2 separate regions of the Homo sapiens genome follow, and region 2 is linked to region 1. A link is an interaction called in ENCODE POLR2A ChIA-PET data of the cell type or tissue named here. Cell type or tissue: PC-3. All regions are shown on one strand. Each heading gives the region's core, and the rest is flanking DNA. Links, peaks and the distances in the headings are about the cores only.

Evidence for each region. Peaks named below come from ENCODE experiments on the same cell type or tissue, not always from the same donor. Only the 100,000 strongest peaks of a DNase experiment are listed, where the experiment ranks them.
Region 2: POLR2A ChIA-PET joins it to region 1 with 5 read pairs; 12 of 35 experiments call an interaction of 5 or more read pairs at or near these places.

The regions. Positions count from the first base shown.
Region 1 is chr10:102,403,251-102,413,273 of GRCh38, forward strand. PSD (pleckstrin and Sec7 domain containing) reads right to left here. Exons shown (of 17, transcript NM_002779.5): 6 at 9,131-9,325; 7 at 8,897-8,977; 8 at 8,457-8,569; 9 at 7,808-7,866; 10 at 7,608-7,697; 11 at 3,973-4,016; 12 at 2,096-2,286; 13 at 1,933-2,003; 14 at 1,648-1,805; 15 at 1,333-1,477; 16 at 592-735; 17 at 1-180. Among named protein-coding and RNA genes, the nearest start is that of PSD, 11 kb to the right of the region's middle. RefSeq lists silencers at 562-856, 5,534-5,653, 9,894-10,023 and enhancers at 6,863-7,545, 7,546-8,227. In PC-3, for the core only: no CTCF peak of the experiment used is centred there; no DNase peak of the experiment used is centred there.
Region 2 is chr10:102,507,380-102,515,553 of GRCh38, forward strand. SUFU (SUFU negative regulator of hedgehog signaling) reads left to right here. Exons shown (of 12, transcript NM_016169.4): 2 at 1,790-1,924. Among named protein-coding and RNA genes, the nearest start is that of SUFU, 7.5 kb to the left of the region's middle. RefSeq lists an enhancer at 4,788-4,927. In PC-3, for the core only: no CTCF peak of the experiment used is centred there; a DNase peak (open chromatin) is centred at 2,192; H3K27ac peaks cover 1,127 bases.

The DNA of each region.
Region 1 (10,023 bases), core at 1,749-5,748:
ACGCTGAGCCCGGGGCTGGCTGGAGGGTTTGGGCTGCAGGGAGGGACTGGAGTGAGAAGGAGGGAGTCCATCCTCTGTGCTCCCGGCCTGGGCCAGTGCTGCCTCCACTGCATCCAGCTCCTCACTGCCTGCCTTCAGCTTGACCCGAAGCAGCGCTGCATAGGTGCTGTAGCGGGATTTCTGAGGCAGAGGGGCAGGGGCTGTGAGAGCCTCTTCTCTGCCTTCTGCCCACCCCACCATCTGGACCAGGGAGGGCCGCCAGCAGGGCAGAAGATGGCAGGTGCCCACCCAGGACTGTGAGATGGTCCCATGCGGGCTGGTGCCCCCTCTGGGCTCTCCTGGGACCATCATCTATAACCTAATGTGTCTTGAGCCTTTACTAGAGCTGGGGAAATGGCACGCTTGAGACATGCCTCACCTCGAGACCCCAGTGGATGTCAAATGTTATCCTTGTTGCACAGAGGAGGAAACTGAGGCTTAGGTTAAGCAACCTGCCCAAGGACCTCCGGCCGGTTCCACTGTTAGAGTTCATGCCCTTCACCCTAGTATGGGCCTGCGTGTGTGGACAGAGGGGCAGACAGGGAGGCTCACCTCAAACTCCAGGTAGGCCTCCTTCTGCCGCTGCTCTTCAGCCTCCTTGCCCCGGCCCTTCTTGCCCAGCTGGGCGGCCCGGTGCTCCCGCAGCTCACTTGCCATGGCCTTCAGCTTGGCCTCGTGGGTCCGCACCTGCTCCTCCTAGCGGCCAGGGGGAGGCATGGTCATGGTCACTCTGCCCTATACAGTGCCTCTGCAGATTTTTAAAAAGATACCCCTTCCAGCCGGGCGCGGTGGCTCACGCCTGTAATCCCAGCACTTTGGGAGGCCAAGGCGGGCGGATCACGAGGTCAGGAGATCGAGACCATCCTGGCTAACACGGTGAAACCCCGTCTCTACTAAAAATATAAAAAATTAGCCAGGCGTGGTGGCAGGTGCCTGTAGTCCCAGCTACTCAGGAGGCTGGGGCAGGAGAACGGCGTGAACCCGGGAGGCAGAGCTTGCAGTGAGCTGAGATCGTGCCACGGCACTCCCACCTGGGCAACAGAGCGAGACTCCATCTCAAAAAAAAAAAAAAAAAAGATGCCCCTTCCTTTGGACAAACAAAGCACTATGTTTGGGTTCCCAGCCGGCAAGCGGGACCCAGTGGGGGCTGGATTTCAGTCCCTGCTCACCCCTGTGGCCAGCATCCTGGTGCAGGGGACATCTCCACGATCACACGCAGCAGCCTTGAGTGCAGTGGGCCTGAGCCTAACACCCTCCATCCCACTGGCACTAGGTGGACAGAGCTTGGGCTACCTGGGAGAGGCGGGTGGCAGCGCTGGGCAGGAGAGGGCGGCTGAACTTCTTTTGGGAGCTAACAGCAGCTGGGAAGGGGGGCGCAGAGAACATAGCGGCTACTACATTGATGCGAGTGATCCAGGACTGCATCTGCTCCAGGCTCCTGGGGAGAAAGCACAGCCCTTTGGGACCTGGGCCCAGGGTTTCTGTCCCAGGATGCCAGTCCTGGCTCAAGTGTGGCCTGAGAAGGAATGAAAAAATCCAGGGACAGGGAGGGGAGCAGGATGGGAGGTGGGGGAAGGGGTCCGGGATGGGCAGGAGGAGGGCACTCACGGGGCCTGGAAGAGGAAGACCCGCCAGTCAGCTGTGCGCAGGTAGAAGACGTGGGGCCTCTTGCTGTAGTCACTGGCACGAGTGGCCAGGGCATGGTGGATGCTGATGGCATTCTTGAGCTCCGTCTCTGAAAGGGCCTTCCCAGGCTTGTACTCCTCCTGCAGGGGTGTCCATCTTGTCCTGGCCCCAAATGCAGCCTGGCCCAGCCCCTCCTATTCCCACCCATCACCCCACACCCACCAGCCAACTCAGTCCCAGCCCCAGCCCCCTGGCCTGACCCCGCACCTTCTGCAGGTAGAGGATCATGCCCTTGAGGATCCCGTGGAAGCTCTTCCAGCCCCGCTTGCCCCGAGGTGCTGCGGGGAGAGAAGACAGGTCAGGGGGCCCTGGAACAGGCCCACTCCCATCCATCCCCTAGACGCCCGCCCCCCGCAACTCGGCCACATACTCTTCCTGCAGTCAGGGTCTGCGTGCACCTTTCGCACCAGGGCCCCGTGCTTGTAGACGGCAGCCCCAGGCTCGGGAGTCAGGTCCAGGAAAGGGCTGGAGCCACTGCCACTGCCCCCGCTGATCCGCTTGATGACCTTGGGGTTGGGGTCGGCCAACTCAGACAGAGAGCGTCTCAGCTCCTCCTCGTCTCTGCAGGTGTGATCACCTCAGAGGGGGCTGGCCATGGAGCCGCGGCCCCCGCTTCAGTTCTGGCCTCTGCTCGCCCTGGAAAAGCTCCCCCAGTGTTTGTGGCTTGGGGGGCTCAACCTGAGGGTCCTGCCATGTCTCCCGTCTCAGATCAGGCCTCCACAATGTGTAGCTGTGCCTCCTCAGAGCAGGGCACCTCCCTCAGAGCTCCCCAGCCTAGAGCCACCACTGTCCCTTCCTCCCAGCAAGTAGGGCCAGCACTATCCTCTCCATTGCTGCACACCTGCAGCCCTCACACCCTTCTCCACCAGGACAGCCCCGGGCCTGCCTCCGCTGGCTCAACCACATCCAGCCCCAGGCTTTGCTCACGGTTTGTGGGCTAAATGGTAGCAGATGGAAGAAGTAGTTTCCTAGTGCCGCCCCCACCCCAACCCCATACATCCTGGTCTACAGGCTCAGTCAGATACAAAATTTCGGATTCTATCTTGTCACTCCCTTGCTCAAGAACCTGTGGTAGTTCCCTGTTACTTCCCATATGGAGCCTACACTGCATCTCCCCCAACAGTGTTTTTCTCCGTCCCAGCTAGGCCTGCCTCCCTTGGTCCCCCACCCCATACTCATTTCAGCCACCACACCTTTGCCTCCCAAATTCCAGCTTCCCCTTTCCTCTTCCCAAATGTTGCCCCAACTTCATGGCCCCAGTCTCAACCCTCCAAAAGCCTTCCCTGATCTCCCCCTGCACCCTAATCCTGAGCTGCACCTCCCCTGAGATCTCCAATGACTGGGAACTCCCAGCTAACTGGACAGTGAGGGAGTCTCAGTGGATAACGGCAAATTTGAATGATCTATGAACTGTGAAGATAAGGCCTCTACCCTCAGACTGGGGACCCCAAGGCCCAAACTGGATTTCTTCCCTCAGACTAGAAGACTAGACTCTTCCAAGACTTACTTATGAGTCTCTGTGTTTCTTTTTTCTTTTTTTTTTTTTTTTTGAGACGGAGTCTCTCTCTGTCACCCAGGCTGGAGTGCAGTGGCGGGATCTCGGCTCACTGCAAGCTCCACCTCTCGGGTTCACAGCATTCTCCTGCCTCAGCCTCCTGAGTAGCTGAGACTACAGGTGCGTGCCACCACGCCCGGCTAATTTTTTGTGTTTTTAGTGGAGACGGTTTCACCGTTTTAGCCAGGATGGTCTTGATCTCCTGACCTCGTGATCTGCCCGCCTTGGCCTCCCAAAGTGCTGGGATTACAGGCGTGAGCCACCTCGCCTGGCCGAGTATCTATGTTTCTATTGGAGCCTTCCAAGAACAGACAGCATGGTTACTTGTTTTGTTCTGTGACATCTGGGCTCCCTAGGACCTGTGAGGGCCTCTTGTGCTGCTGGTCAAGGCCCTGCTTCCAGAGGCTTCTGCTTTCCCACTCAGGTTGCCAGGGGACCTCCCTTTGATGTTTCAGCACCTCTCCTCCCACCCCAACCCACTTGTCATAACAACCCAGCTAGAGACAAGATACAGAACCCCAAATCCAGGCAGACATCTCCAAAGAAGGAAGTGAGGCAGCCTCACTGCCTCTCATGGCCTCTCACTCCCCTCCCCTACCCCCACCCAGGGCCTACCCCAGCTCTCTCAGCCTCCCCAGGCAGCCCCTTCCCCATGCCCCATCCTAGCCCCACCACGCAGCCCCGGGACTCACATGGCCCACTGCAGCTTCTCATTCTTGATGGAGCTGTACAAGGCCTGGGGGGTGGGGGGAACAAATTAGGGGGTTGTGGGTCAGTACCGCAGTGTCAGAGCTTAGAGCCTTCCCCTCTAACTTGAGAGATGAGCCAGAACTAAGGGGAAAGGGCAGCAAGATATAATGACCAAAAATACAGGCTCCAGAATGGAGACCCAGACCCGGCTCCACCACCTGAGCTGCATGACTTCGGGCAAGTATCCATGGAGAGGAACAAACGTAGTAACATGTGGGCACAGGCAGTTAGCACAGGGCATCCCAGCACAAGGCTGACGCACAGTAAATGGTTGTTGCTATTATTATCTTTATTGTTGTTAAGGGGCTGTCCTGCTCAGATCCTGGGCTGGAGAAGCACAGCCCTGGAGGGAACGGGAAAAGCAGCCCAAGAAATTCCCCTTCCCCCAACCACGCGCTCTGGCCTGTTTCCACAGGATGAGCCCACACATAGCATATGGGGAAACTGCGACCCCAGGATAGGGGACTCGCCCTCTCAGCACTTTCCTTCCCTAATAGAGAATACACTATCATGGCTCCCAACACCAAGACAAGCTGAGGCCTCCCCCTAACCCTGACAGCCCCACCAAGCCAAATGCCAGGGTGGTCCAACGCCCTGCCCACGTGCACACTTTGTCACTGGAGAGTGAACACTCCTCTAAAAAGCAGTGGTTTTAGCTTCCAATCCCTGCATAGCCCAAACTCTGTGCGATGTGAACCAGCCACTTCCCCTCTGTGCAGTTGGCCTGGGGACATTTGGGGGTCCTGGGGTGGTCAGAAGAGAGAATAGGCTCCAGGAGTGGCATGGGGTCCCCTCTTCTCCAGAGTGGTCTGGAATATGGGTCCACGCCAGCACCTCCAACTGTGGGGTACTTCCGTCAGCCTGTCCGTGAGTGGGTGTGTCCCCAGCATGTGCATGTTGGGCTAAGTGTGTGGCGTGTGATGCTGCCTGCATGTGAGCTGGGTGCAGTGGTGACGTAGGCACCTTCCCTGTGATGGGACACAGCCTCCCCTTCACTCCTCCCAACAAACCACAGTCTCTGACTCTCTCACTGCCCACAGCCATGCCCAGCCACAAGGCAAACCAGGCATCCCAACTGGGCACACACTGTTCACACCCTATCTGGGGATGGGTGTACCCCACAGCCTCCAACCCCCACTCCACCGCCCCCAGCACAACCAAGGCAAATCAACACATAGACCTTCCAGCACACACCCAGACGAAACCCAGCATGGCTCAGACCCTTAACCCTCACTCCGCAACTCTCTGGCCAGAAAGCGGAAGTGGCCACCAAGATCCAACCTGCAATCCTTGCCTCCCGCCTTCTAGTTCATCCCCTGCCCTGTCTCAGGACCCCCTTCGGCCCACCATCACACCTCATTCGAGGGCCCTGAACCCCATCGGTGGGCCGCAAGTCATATTCAATCTAGAAAAGCCTCTTCGGTTTTTGAGGCCCACCTTGGCCCCAGGGTCTGTGCCCTCCCTGCCCCCCCAGCCCGTGCCCGCCTCTGGCTGCCCATGACCTCTGTCCCTACCAGGCTCCGCCCTCGGTTGGCACCGCCCTCGGTGCCTCCCACAAGCCGCCCCCTCGGTCGCCCCGCAACCTGGCGTGGGCCGCGGCCCCAACGCCCTCACCGCCTTTTTCTTCTTGCGGCTCTGCAGGCGGCTGACCACCAGGTCGGTGTAGAGCACGGGCTTGAGGCTGCGCGAGCGCTGCGGCCAGCCGTAGCACAGGGTCTCCGCGCCGCGGTGGGTGCGCCCGTAGCGCACGGAGCACAGCGAGCGCGAGCGCAGCCGCCCGGCGCTGCTGTGGATGCTGTTGACGCCGATCATGCTGGCCCGGCCGGCGCGCCGCGGCCCCCGGCCATGCCCCCGTCCGCCCTCGGCCCCCGGGCCGCCCGGACGGCCCGCGGACCGCTCCCCCGACAGCCAGCGCGAGCGGCGCGGCCCGGCCCGAGCCGGCCCGGCTCTCACGGACGCACGGAGTGCGCGGCGGCGGCGGCGGCGCTGTCTGCTCTGCGGCTTGGCTAGAGCGGGAGGGGGGCGCCGACGGGAAAGGGAGGGCGAGGGCTGGGGGCGGGGACCGCATGAAATGGAGGCGCCCGATCGCGAAGGGGGCCCTCCCCGCGCGGCCACGGGGAGGAGCCTGGGGAGGCCAGCGTGGGTGGCAGCTCCAGGGAGGCTGAGAGCACCGCTAGGCCTGGGGCTGTGACGCTGGGCGGACCCGGCAGGGTCTGGAACTCCCTTCTGGCTGGTCTGGGTTGGGGTGGTGGGAGGGGAGAGGTCGGACCGCTTCCCTGCAGCCCTTTTCCACTGAGCCAAGAGGGGCCTCGAGGGAGGACGGAGGCAGGGAAGGAACAGCCCTGGCCTCATCCAGCTCACCCGCAGATACCCCACCCATATATAGATCTGAAGTCACGTAACACACCTCGATTCTGACATACACCCCAACAAACCAGACGCACCAGTTCACGGTCACCCCAACTCGCAGACACTACCCATTCAGATGGACACTTCAAAACTTAGAATCTTTAGCTCACAAAGATACACCCCCTACTCAGAGGCATATGGCATACCTCAGACACGGCCAATTCGAAGATGTAAACCCCACCACACATAAACATCCAGCCTACACCCCAACTCAAACACACACTCTGAATCGTAAGCCCTAAAGCACAAACACACCAAGCCATACAAACCCTTGATTCACGACGCCCGGGCACACAGATGCAACTCAACTCAAGCAACACCCCAGCTCACCATGGACGTTCCCTCTCAGATATACCCCAAACTCAGAAGCCCAGCACCCCAAGCTCACAGAAACGCCCTAGGACAATCCTGTGCTGTTACATGTATGTAGTGGAGCAGAGACACCTTTGTCCTAGCCTGGGGGTTTCTTCAAGTGAGTCCAGGCCTCTCTAGATAAACTACCACCAGATCAGGGAGAGGAGTGAACCCACTGGATGAGCCACTCCCTTCTCCTACCGGCACCAGCCCCTACGTATCTGAGCCCTCGGTTGCGGGCCATGGAGCTGGCGCCTGGGAACGGGACCTGCTCACAGGGAGCCAGAAAGCAGTTTCTAGCTCCAGCTTTGCGCTAACTCGCTGCCAGACCTTGGAAAAGCTTAGTCCCTCTCAGGCCCCTCTCCCTCCGGGTTCCTGCAGCGCAGCAGCACCGGGAAGGTCTTTTTGGCTGTCCACGCGGCGGGGGAGCAGTGTGGAGTGTACCCCCATCCAATCCCTGTCCCGTGCAGGGACCCCCGCAACTCCCGCCTTCCACCCCAGCGCACACTGGAGGAGGGGAACTGAAGGCAAACGCAGGGGCCGGGGCCGCCTGCTCGCGTTTTCCAGAGCCGGGTCCCCTCCCCCGCCGTGCGCAGTCGCGACCGCACGCATGTGCGCATGTTCCGGGAGAGCCTGCGCGTGGGGCCTGGGGAGGGGGCGGTCCCCAGGCTGAGTCACGAGAGCCCGGGCTTCCGTGGCAGGAGCCGGGGGTCGGCAAGCCCCAGCCCTGCCCTCCCTCCGACTCTGGACTCCGTCGCCGACTGGGTCCTCCATCCTTCCCCTCCAGCGACTTCTACCCTGCCCCGCCCCCCACCTTGAGCAGCTCCCTAGGGAAGTCGCCGCCATCATTGAGGCCCTCCAGGTTCCCGATGAAGTCCCCGCAGGTCATGCGCTTCCCGATGTTCTAAGGAAGGGAACGGAGGCCTGTGAGTTTGGAGGGCCCTTGGCCTCCCAGGTCCTGCATGTCTGGCCAGGGGTTTGTTTTCCGGCTCCTGCCCGCCCGCCTCCACTCACATGGCCGTGGAGATCCGTGTTGAGCAGCATGAGCGCACAGGTCAGCGTGTGGGCGCCGTCTAGGGGAGAGCTGACTTTCAGCCTTGGCTGCCTCCCAGGGACCCTTCCCACAGCCATCTTCCCCAACCTCCCATTTCATCCCCACCCCCTTTGGCCGGCAACTTCCTACCTCCTGAACCCCGCTAGTAAACCCTCCCCACAAAGAGCTCCTCTTCCAGCAGATCCGTCAGCAAGGACCCGTCCCTGGCTCCCTCAAGTACTGAGGGCTAGTTGCCCCAACGTACTAGTTGCCCCAACGTTCCCTTGCCTCTAAGCCTGGACCACGAGAAAGTGAACCGCAGCACAGTCCTGTAGACCAGTGCAGCCAAACAGAATCCCCTCTCCAGCCAAGCACTGGCCTGCACAGGCATGCAAACTCCTGCCTCTTCACAACACACTCAACCCTAGCAATATGCCTGCCCACATGTATAGTTCCACATACATGCAGCCATGACAGCGCTGTCTGCACACATGCAAGTTCACATGCCTACACGCATGTACATCCATTCCCTGCTGTACACACACTCATGCTCCTGTACACACACACAGGGCCCAGCCCATTTTGCCACTGTGGCCAGCTAAGGACACCCCTGCTCTCGGAACTCCTCACCCTCTGAGGACAGGGCTTCAGGATTGCACTGGAAGTATCGCTGGGAGAAGTGGGCCAGCACGCGCTCTCGTTCCTGGGTCTCACCCATTAAGGCCAGCTCCTTCAGAAACACCCTGGAGAAGGGGCAAGAGAGGGTTGCCTAGCAACCAGGAGTTTCCAGCCTCTGTCTCTGGGGTGACAGGAGGCTTTGAGAGTACAGCAGCTGGGGTGGGAAGGGGAGGAGAGAAAGGGGATGAGGGTATGCACCCTGACCCTCCACCCATCACCCCTACCCAAGGTCCCTTTACCAGGCAGCTCTGGCCCTTGGCCATGCCCAGCCATCTTGGGAAGGGTGATGTCAGGACGGCTTGTGGGGGACAGAGGGGCTCAAAGGAGGCATCCTGGGGCCCTAACACGAACCCCGGAGAGTGGGGGCTGTCCTCCAAGGGGTCAACACCCACCTGAGAGCTTGGTCCAGAGTCATGCCCGTGAAGACAAAGAACTTGAGGTACTCCCCAGCCACCAGTTTGCTGAAGTCATTGCTGTGGGCAGGGCAGAGAGACAGGTAGGGTCTCAAGGGGAAGTGCAGGGGGTCAGGTGGGGATTACCCAATGACCAGGGGACATTAGATGGAGAGCTGCCTTCAGGATGCATTCCCTCTGCCCCCATCCTCAGTCCCAGCCTAGTGGCTTTACTTCTTGCCCAGGTGCCGGGCCACATCGGCCTTCCTGAAGCCATCTAGTCGGTACAGCCTCTTGGCCAGGCGCTGCGCAGCCTCCAGGTCCGCTTTCTGCCCATTGGACAAGGTGTCTGTGCTTCCCAGGGCCAGCCGCTCTGTGCTGTCCAGCTCTGAGTCTGAGTCGGACACCAGCTGGCTCAGGGGTGGTTCGCTGCCGGGGTAGAACACCAGCTCAGGCTGGGGCAGGGTCCTTAGGAGCCATCCAGACCCTCCTTCTGCCTCCAGGCCCAGAAGATGGAGAAGGGGAGGGAGTGGAGGGACATGGGGAAAGCATTCTTCTTTTTTCCAGGGAAGGAGATTAGATTCTCTCCATCAGCCTACTCCATCATTACCACCTCTCTGTGGAAGTCCTGCCTCAAATCTAACCCACATCCGTCTTGCTGCTGTGGGAGTTCTGGCTGCTTCCTCAAGCTCCCAGGGGCCTACATTTGCTATTAGACATAGATTATCTGTTCCCACCCTGGCCCTACACAGAACATAGTCCTTTGTCTCTTAGACTATGGACAAAGCTGGAATAGATGGGCTACCACGGAGGAACTGTGGAGGGCCAGGGAAAGATTTGAGGGCAGCAGGGATACTGGTCCGAAGGCTTTCCCCCTCCTGCTTTTTAGGGAGAGGAACCTCTCCTTGGTGCTCCCCCTCTGCCCACACAGAAGCAGGCTCTGGAGTTAGGGGGTTAAGGGTCGGGGTGCATACCCTCATTCCCTTTCTTTCCTCCCCTTCCCACCCCAGCTGCTCTACTCGCAAAGCCACCTGTCAGCCCAGAGACAGAGGCCGGAAACTCCTGGTTGCTAGGCAACCCGGTCTCCCTGGCCACCCCCTCCTGTTGCCATGGCTTCCATGACTGAG
Region 2 (8,174 bases), core at 501-4,500, 100 kb after region 1:
CATCTGCTCTGGAGTTCTGTAGCTCTAATGGGGTCTTTCCAGGGATCTCTACTCTTTTCTTTCTTCCCTTGCCCCACAAACTTTTCTAAATCCAACCTGTTGTAGAATTAGTCAAGTGATTTGTTGAAATCAGTTAAGGCAGACATGGAGAGTTGTCCCTCTTCCTCTGTTGAGATGCTAAGCTATTTGTAGCAACTTTCTTAAAAGTTCTATAAATAACTTAGCATTTCCTAACAGAGAATAGGGATTTCTATCCACAAAGGCAAATAATATCCTGGTGAAAGAGGACGAAACAAGACCAACTGGTTTTAAATAGTGTTTAAATTGCCTGGTGCTGGCACCATTGACTGGGATCACTTGTAACATGTCTTTTATTTGGTTGTTAGCTTTCCACCAGCATGCTATCCCAGTTGCAAAGTGTACTCCATCGATGTCCCAGGGGCAGGTGAAGCTTTTGCAGTCTGTGGAATGGTCAGATGTTTGAGGCAGCTCAAATGCCGTGTTTGTGGGCTAAATGCAGACTTCCTTCCACTGATGGTTTCTATTTGGTCTATTTCTCTAGCTACCAAAATTTCTTATCCATTTTTTTTTTTTTTTTTTTTTTTAGACAAAGTCTCACTCTGTCACCCAGGCTGGAGTGCAGTGGCGCAATCTTGGCTCCCTGCAACCTCTGCCTCTGTTGTCCAGGCGATTCTCCTGCCTCAGCCTCTCAAATAGCAAATAGCTGGGATTACAGGCACCTGCCACCACACCTGGCTAATTTTTTGTATCTTTAGTAGAGATGGGGTTTCACCATGTTGGCCAGGCTGGTCTCAAACTCCTGACCTCAAGTAATCCACCCACTTCGGCCTCCCAAAGTGCAGAGATTACAGGTGTGAGCCACCGTGCCCGGCCAAAACAGGATTTTTTTTAAAAAGCACTGATTACTAAAGGGAACTCTTATTGTATTAAATCCTCAGAGTGAGATAATAACTGAATCTCTTCCGCAACTCCTTCTCAGTTGAATGGTGGGGGAAATTTAATGTGGTCCTGAGAGGCCCCAAATCATTTACCATCCCAGCTCTACCTTTGATGTGGCAGTCTCTCCTGGGATCATTTTCTGGGTGCAGATGCTCACAGGGCGCAGTTTGACTCCTTCTGCAGTTCTCTGTGCAGAACTAAGTTAAGCCTAAGTTTGGCCTTTGTCACTTGCAATGATAAGAGACCAGCTTTGGTCTATGGGGTGCAGGCTGGTGTCAGCACAGACTAGAGGCTTTGGGTTTGTTTAGAACAAACTGTAATTAACATAGGGCACAATATAGTCTTTCAGGAATTAGCTGTCTAAGAGGCTGGAGTGGAGCAGAGCCTCTGCTTCCAGGAACAATGCCCATTGGGGATGCTTGGGATGGTCTTTCAACAGAGGCCAATTGATTGACTGATGTACCTCTTGCCTTGAAGCTTGGCATGTATACAGGCACCACAGAAGAGAGACAATCCCTGCCAATCTCATTTGGGATCGGTAATTTGAAACAGGAGAAAGCAAAATGGGTAACCATCCAGTCTGTTTTATTTCTAAAAGAGGCCCAGTCTTTCAGGGGTAGGAGAAGGGAGCCTCTTGGGCTTGCAGAGTTGGGCAGCCTTAGCTGTCCATCCCTTAGTCTCATTCTGGAGAGATGTGGCCTCTGTTTAGTTACCTTTCACCCAGGTTCCTCCAGGATGGGTCCTTTAGGTTTACAAAGTAGAGCGCCTTAGCTTGACATTGTCTGATTTCCAGGCTTACACTAACACCCCTGTGTTTTGTTTTTTGCAGGTTGGGTGGCCCAGACCCCTTGGACTATGTTAGCATGTACAGGAATGTGGGGAGCCCTTCTGCTAACATCCCCGAGCACTGGCACTACATCAGCTTCGGCCTGAGTGATCTCTATGGTGACAACAGAGTCCATGAGTGAGTATATGCCACCTGTTCTTTATCCAGAGCCTTATTCCTGAGGTCTTCCTGAGCAGGGGTGACAATGTCATAGTGCTGTGAGCATGGTACTTCTCCGTGGAACCTCTGCATTTCTGCCCTCTGACTATATCTACTCATGCCAAGGTGGTCCTCGTTAACACCTGATTCCTGCTTATCTAGTGCAGGAAAGTCTTGATGAGCAGGATTCCCAAATCAGGTTTTTCTAAGCTTGCCCTGGAGTTTGGGCTCATAGGACAGGAAGGTAGCATGGTTATGACTCAGAACTTGGGCTGATGCCTCTGTGTCTACTTCCTTTTATTCCCCTAGCTTATTATGAAACATTTTAAACATAAAGCAAAGTTGGAAGGATTTTATAGTGAACACTCATATACCCACAACCCAGATTCTACTGTTAACTTTATACTTGCTTTATCACAAATCTGTTCATCTCTTATCCTTTATCTATCTTACCTACTTCCTTTTAACCTGTATTTATTTATTTTTTTATCTTAGTCTGCTTCCGTTTGTTGCCCTATATGCTTTTTTTTGGAGATAGGGTCTCACTCTGTCATCCAGGCTAGAGTGCAGTGGTATGATCATGGTTCACTGCAGCCTCGACCTCCCTAGGCTCAGGTGATCCTCCAACCTCAGCCTCCCGAGTAGCTGGGACGACAGGCAAGCACCACCATGCCCAGCTAATTTTTGTAATTTTTTTGTAGAGACAGGGTTTCACCATGTTGCCCAGGCTGGTCTCAAACTCCTGGGCTTAAGCAGTTCTTCCACCTCAGCTTCCCAAAGTGTCGGGATTATGGGTGTGAGCCACTGTGCCCAACTCAGAGTTCATACTGTTAATGACTGTATTCTCTTGCCTTTTGAGCAATTATATCATGTACTCCAATAAGCTACCAACTATTTTTTTTAGAAACAGAGTCTCGCTTTGTTGCCCAGGCTGGAGTGCAGTGGGGTGATCTTGGCTCACTGCAAGCTCCACCTGCCGGGTTCACGCCATTCTCCTGTCTCAGCCTCCTGAGTACCTGGGACTATAGGCACCCACCACCACGCCCAGCTAATTTTTGTATTTTTAGTAGAGACGGGGTTTCACCATGTTAGCCAGGATGGTCTTGATCTCCTGACCTCGTGATCTGCCTGCCTCGGCCTCCCAAAGTGCTGGGATTACAGGCGTGACGACTGTGCCCGGCCTGCTACCATCTATATTTTAAAAAGATTTTTTTTGGCTGGGCACAGTGGCTCATGCCTGTAATCCCAGCACTTTGTGGGGCTGAGGCAGGTGGCTCACTTGAGGTCAGGAGTTCGAGACCAGCCCGGCCAACATGGTGAAACCTTGTCTCTACTAAAAATACAAAAAATTAGCCAGGCATGGTAGCATGTGCCTGTACTCCCAACTACCCCGGAGGCTGAGGCACGAGAATCACTTGAACCTGGGAGGCAGAGGTTGCAGTGAGCTGAGATCGTGCCACTGTGCTCCAGCCTGGGCAACAGAGTGAAACTGTGTCTTAAAAAAATAATAATTAGGCTGGGTGTGGTGGCTCACGCCTATAATCCCAGCACTTTGGGAGGTCGAGGCAGGCGGATCACCTGAGGTTGGGAGTTTGAGACAAGCCTGACCAACATGGAGAAACCCTGTCTCTACTAAAAATAATAAAATTAGCCGGGCGTGGTGGCACATGCCTGTAATCCCAGCTACTAGGGAGGCTGAGGCAGGATAATTGCTTGAACCTGGGAGGAGTAGGTTGCAGTGAGCCAAGATTGTGCCATTGTACTCCAGCCTGGGCAACAAGAGTGAAACTCCATCTCAAAAAAAAAAAAAAAAGTAATAATAATAATAATAATAATGAAAATAAACAAAGTTTTTTTTATTTATATTCTTTTGATGGAGAGTTTCTTTTCTTCAATTTAAATGTAATCTTTCTATGTTTGTATTCTGTCAATTAAAAATAAAATAAATAGTCTTCCCTCAACCTCATTAGCATGGTTAATCAAGAGCTGATTTTATTTGTATTGTCATATCCTCTTCTGGTTTTTGCCTTTTGTACTTTTTTGCCCCTTATACCATGTCTTTTCTATCTTGGTGGTGGCTGCTTAACCTGGGCAGGTTGAAAGAGTAGCAGGACTCGTCCTGTCCTGCCTTTGCATAGCGACCAATTCTGGAGATGATGATGGTATCATAAAGAAGATGATGATAGCCTTTTTTCCCTTTGTTTAGTACTTACTGTCTTCCGTGTCATTGTGTTAAATGCTTTACAATCTTATCAGGGTCTCGTTATTCCTATTTTATAGATAAGAAAAATGAGTCTCTTGAGGGGTTAAATGAATTGCTAAAGTTACAGATCTAGGGGTAAAAGAGCTGGGATTGAATTGGGCTGTTTGAGTCCAAAGTTTGAGCTTTTTTGTTTTGTTTTTTGAGACAGGGTCACGCTCTGTCACCCAGGCAGGAGTGTAGTGGCTCAGTCATGGCTCACTGCAGCCTCAACCTCCTGGGCTCAAGCAATTATCCCACCTTAACCTGCCAAGGAGCTGGGACTACAGGCATGCACCACCACACCTGGCTAATTTTTCAAATTTTCTGTAGAGTTGAGGTCTCACTATGTTGCCCAGGCTGGTCTCAGATGCCTGGGCTGAAGCGATCTTCCTGCCTTGGCCTCCCAGAGTGTTGGGATTACAGGCGTGAACCACTGTATTCAGCCTCAGAGTTTGAGCTTTTAACCACTGGGCTATTCCACCTCTCTGAACACAGGCCTAACCCAACTTCCTCTTCTCTCTTGTTAAGCTCAGAGGCCCAGGTTTCATCTCTTCGCTGGTCACGTGTTGGGAGCAATGTCTGCAGCTGCCTTTACAGCCTTCCAAATGGATTCATTGCAGTGTCAGCAGAAGGATTTGGGAAGAGGGAATTAATCTTGCCTGAATGGGGACCCAGCATTACAGTATTAATAATGGAGATAGAATAGCAAACAGATGTGGGGAGTAAAGAGACTATGCTGGACCTTAATTTATATTTTTAATAAGAACCTGCAGAGAGTATTTAGTGCAGCTAGCCTGTACCTTTTTGTTGACAGATTTATTCTGGTTAAAAGAATATCATTTCCTATGTGGCTTAAGGATTCTTCCAGTCTACCTGCTAGGTATAGGCCCAAGGCCCAAAATAACATGAAGAATGTGATTGAGCAAGCCTCATATTTCAGAAGGGGCAACCTCTTAATTTGAAATAGGACCTTTCTTATTGTTTTTTTCTGGTTTAATACTATCCTCTTACATGTGTTTCATTTCTACATGGTACAGCACTTTGTATTCATATGTCATTTATGACAAGAGTGAAACCTCTATTTGGGTTTTCATGTCACCAATCAAGCCTAGTATTTTCCAGTATTACATCCTGGCACTAGAAGAATGTGGAAGGAATGTTCTCAGATATTTACCCAGTTCTGGTCTATGTTGCAGAAGTCAAAAGTACTTCTATAGGCTGCGCATGGTGCCTCATGCCTATAGTCCTAGCACTTTGGAGGTCAAGGCAGGAGGATCGCTTGAGCCCAGGAGTTTGACACCAGCCTGGGGAACATAGTGAGACCCTCCCCCATCTCTACAGAAAATACAGAAATTAGCCAGACATGGTGGTGTGCATCGTAGCCCTAGCTGCTTGGGGGGCTGAGGTGGGAGGATCACTGGAGCCTGGGAGTTTGAAGCTGCAGTAAGCCATAATTGCACTACTGCGCTCCAGTTTGGGTAACAGAGCGAGACCCTATCTCAAAAAATAAATAAAGAAAGAAAAATAATAAAACACGAATAGGTACCTTTATAATTGGCTTTGTACTGGGATGACTGGTTTCTTTTTGATCCTGTTAAGTTTCTTGAAGAAAAATGTGATTTTCCACACATTTCGTAATGGTGGGGCCTCTTTAAAATGACTTAATGAATCCTCATTTAAATTAGTACTCAAAGCTAGGCCAGAAAGGCAAGTGTTCTGCCATCCAGCTTAAGTGCTAAGGGGCGCTGGGTTGGAATGATGGCAAATGGATCTCTGGCAACAATTCTTCCACTGTCTGTGTCTTCTCTTCAGCAAAAAAGGAGCAGAAGCATTGATTCATTTTTTCAGCACACATTCATCAAGCACCTACTTTGTATCAGACACAGAACATCGTAATAGATGTCTTGGGGGATAAAATAGCAAGACATAATTCTTGTCTGAAGGAGCTCATGTTCTAGAGGGGAGATAAACATGTAAAGATGGTTATAATATTGAGTAATAAATGCTACAGTCCATGGGTGTAAAACACGGTCTGGGAGCAGAGCAGAGGGAGTAACTTCTAGTGAGGCTGCTGAATTGCTAGAGGCTGCAGTGAGGAGGTAGCGTTTGAGAGGAACCCTGTAGGAAGGGGCCTGGGATGCCATCTGCAGCCTGACGCGGTACCAACAACGCTTTTAGGAGTGAGAGGGACTTGAAAAACCTTCTAGCTCAGTATTTCAAAAACTTCTAGTGCCACTTTCATAATTGTTGCCACTTGTAGTATTATTTACTTCATGTTCCTTTTAAGTTATCCTCTCCTTTTTTAAACTGATATGAATTTATTTTTATTTTTATTTTTGAGATGGTCTCGCTCTGTTGCCTAGGCTGGAGGGCAGTGGCGAGGTCACGGCTCACTGCAGCCTCAACCACTCTGGCTCAAACGATCCTCCTACCTCAGCCTCCCAAGTAGCTGGGACCACAGGCATGCACCACCACACCCGGCAAATTTTTTTTTTTTTATTGTTGACACGAGGTCTTGCTATGTTGCCCAGGCTGGTCTCGAACTACTGGACTCAAGCAATCCTCCTGCCTTGGCCTCTCAAAGTGCTGGAATTGCAGGCAAGAGCCAGTGCTCCTGGCAACGGCATTTATTAAATGCCTGCTGTGTACCTCCTCCTATTATGATCTTTCCTTCTCCTCACAGCCTGTTGAGGGTAGGGACAGGCAGAAGCGAGGGGTCCTCTGCATTTCTTCTTGCTCCTGGCAGGCATGCTTCAGGGTCAGGAGGGGATGCCCACCCTGGTAACCCTAAAAGGGATGAAGAGTATGATGATTTGATAAGCCTTGGGATGGCCATTTTCATTCAAGTTCTTTCCTTATTCACATTCACTAAAGGAAACCAGGCAAGAGAGCACTTGTTTTGATCAAGATTCTTAAGAAGCCATTTCTGAAGTTGGAGAGATGGAACAAGTTCCAGGTCTGGGCAGCCACAGGAGAGAACAGAGTGCTTTTCTAGGAACCCCAAGGCTGCTCCCAACTGACCTGAGTGGAGAAATTGTCCTGTGGGACTCTTCCCTGGGACTTGGGAGGTGTCAGACAGCTGAGCCTCAGCTGCCAAGTGCTGTCGGAGCTTGCAGCTCTGGCCTTCCCCTTCATGGCCAGCTAGCTGTGGACTGGAATGTGGGGATCTATGCGGCTGTAGAAGTGGTTTCAGCATCACTCTGTGAGGATTTCTGGCTGTCCCTGGTACCACCAACAGCTCTGGCTAGACAGAGCCTATGGGGCCCTAACCGAGGCTGGAAGGCTGGGTAGTTGGAGAGTGCATTTGAGAACTCAGGCAGACTTCCCTGGTGGGATTTTCCCAGGGCAGGTCATCTGCTGTACAAGTCGGGCTGGTTCCAAAGACAGCCTTTGTGTGGAGTTGGCCCAAAAGCATGGGTCATGCCCATGCCTCACCACCATGGGTGATCTAGGCTCTGTCTCACAAATGTGACTTCTTGGCGCACATGTCCAGTGGAGTTTGGAGCAGTTCTGCACCCCCCGTGGGGTCTGGAACTGCCGCTGACCGGCTTTCTGGGGCTGCCTCCACCCGGTTGGTGGAGAGCCTCCCTTTCCCTTGTGTTCTTCTTAGCTGGGCTCTGCACCCGCATGAGTTATTTATTAAAACACTGGATACAGATTAACTTTTCCACTTGTTGTTTAGTGTGGCCTCCGTCTCCTGCAGTTGAGAAATGCTAATTTTTCCTCCTCAAAGCTTAGTTTGCCGGAACTTTTTTTTTTTTTTTTTTTGAGACGGAGTCTTGCTCTGTCACCCAGGCTGGAGTGCAATGGTGTGATCTCACTCACTGCAACCTCCACCTCCCTGGTTCAAGTGATTCACCTGCCTCAGCCTCCCAAGTAGCTGGGACTACAGGCGCATGCCACCATGCCTGGCTAATTCTTGTATTTTTAGTAGAGACGGGGTTTCACCATGTTGGCCGGGCTGGTCTCGAACTCCTGACCTCAGGT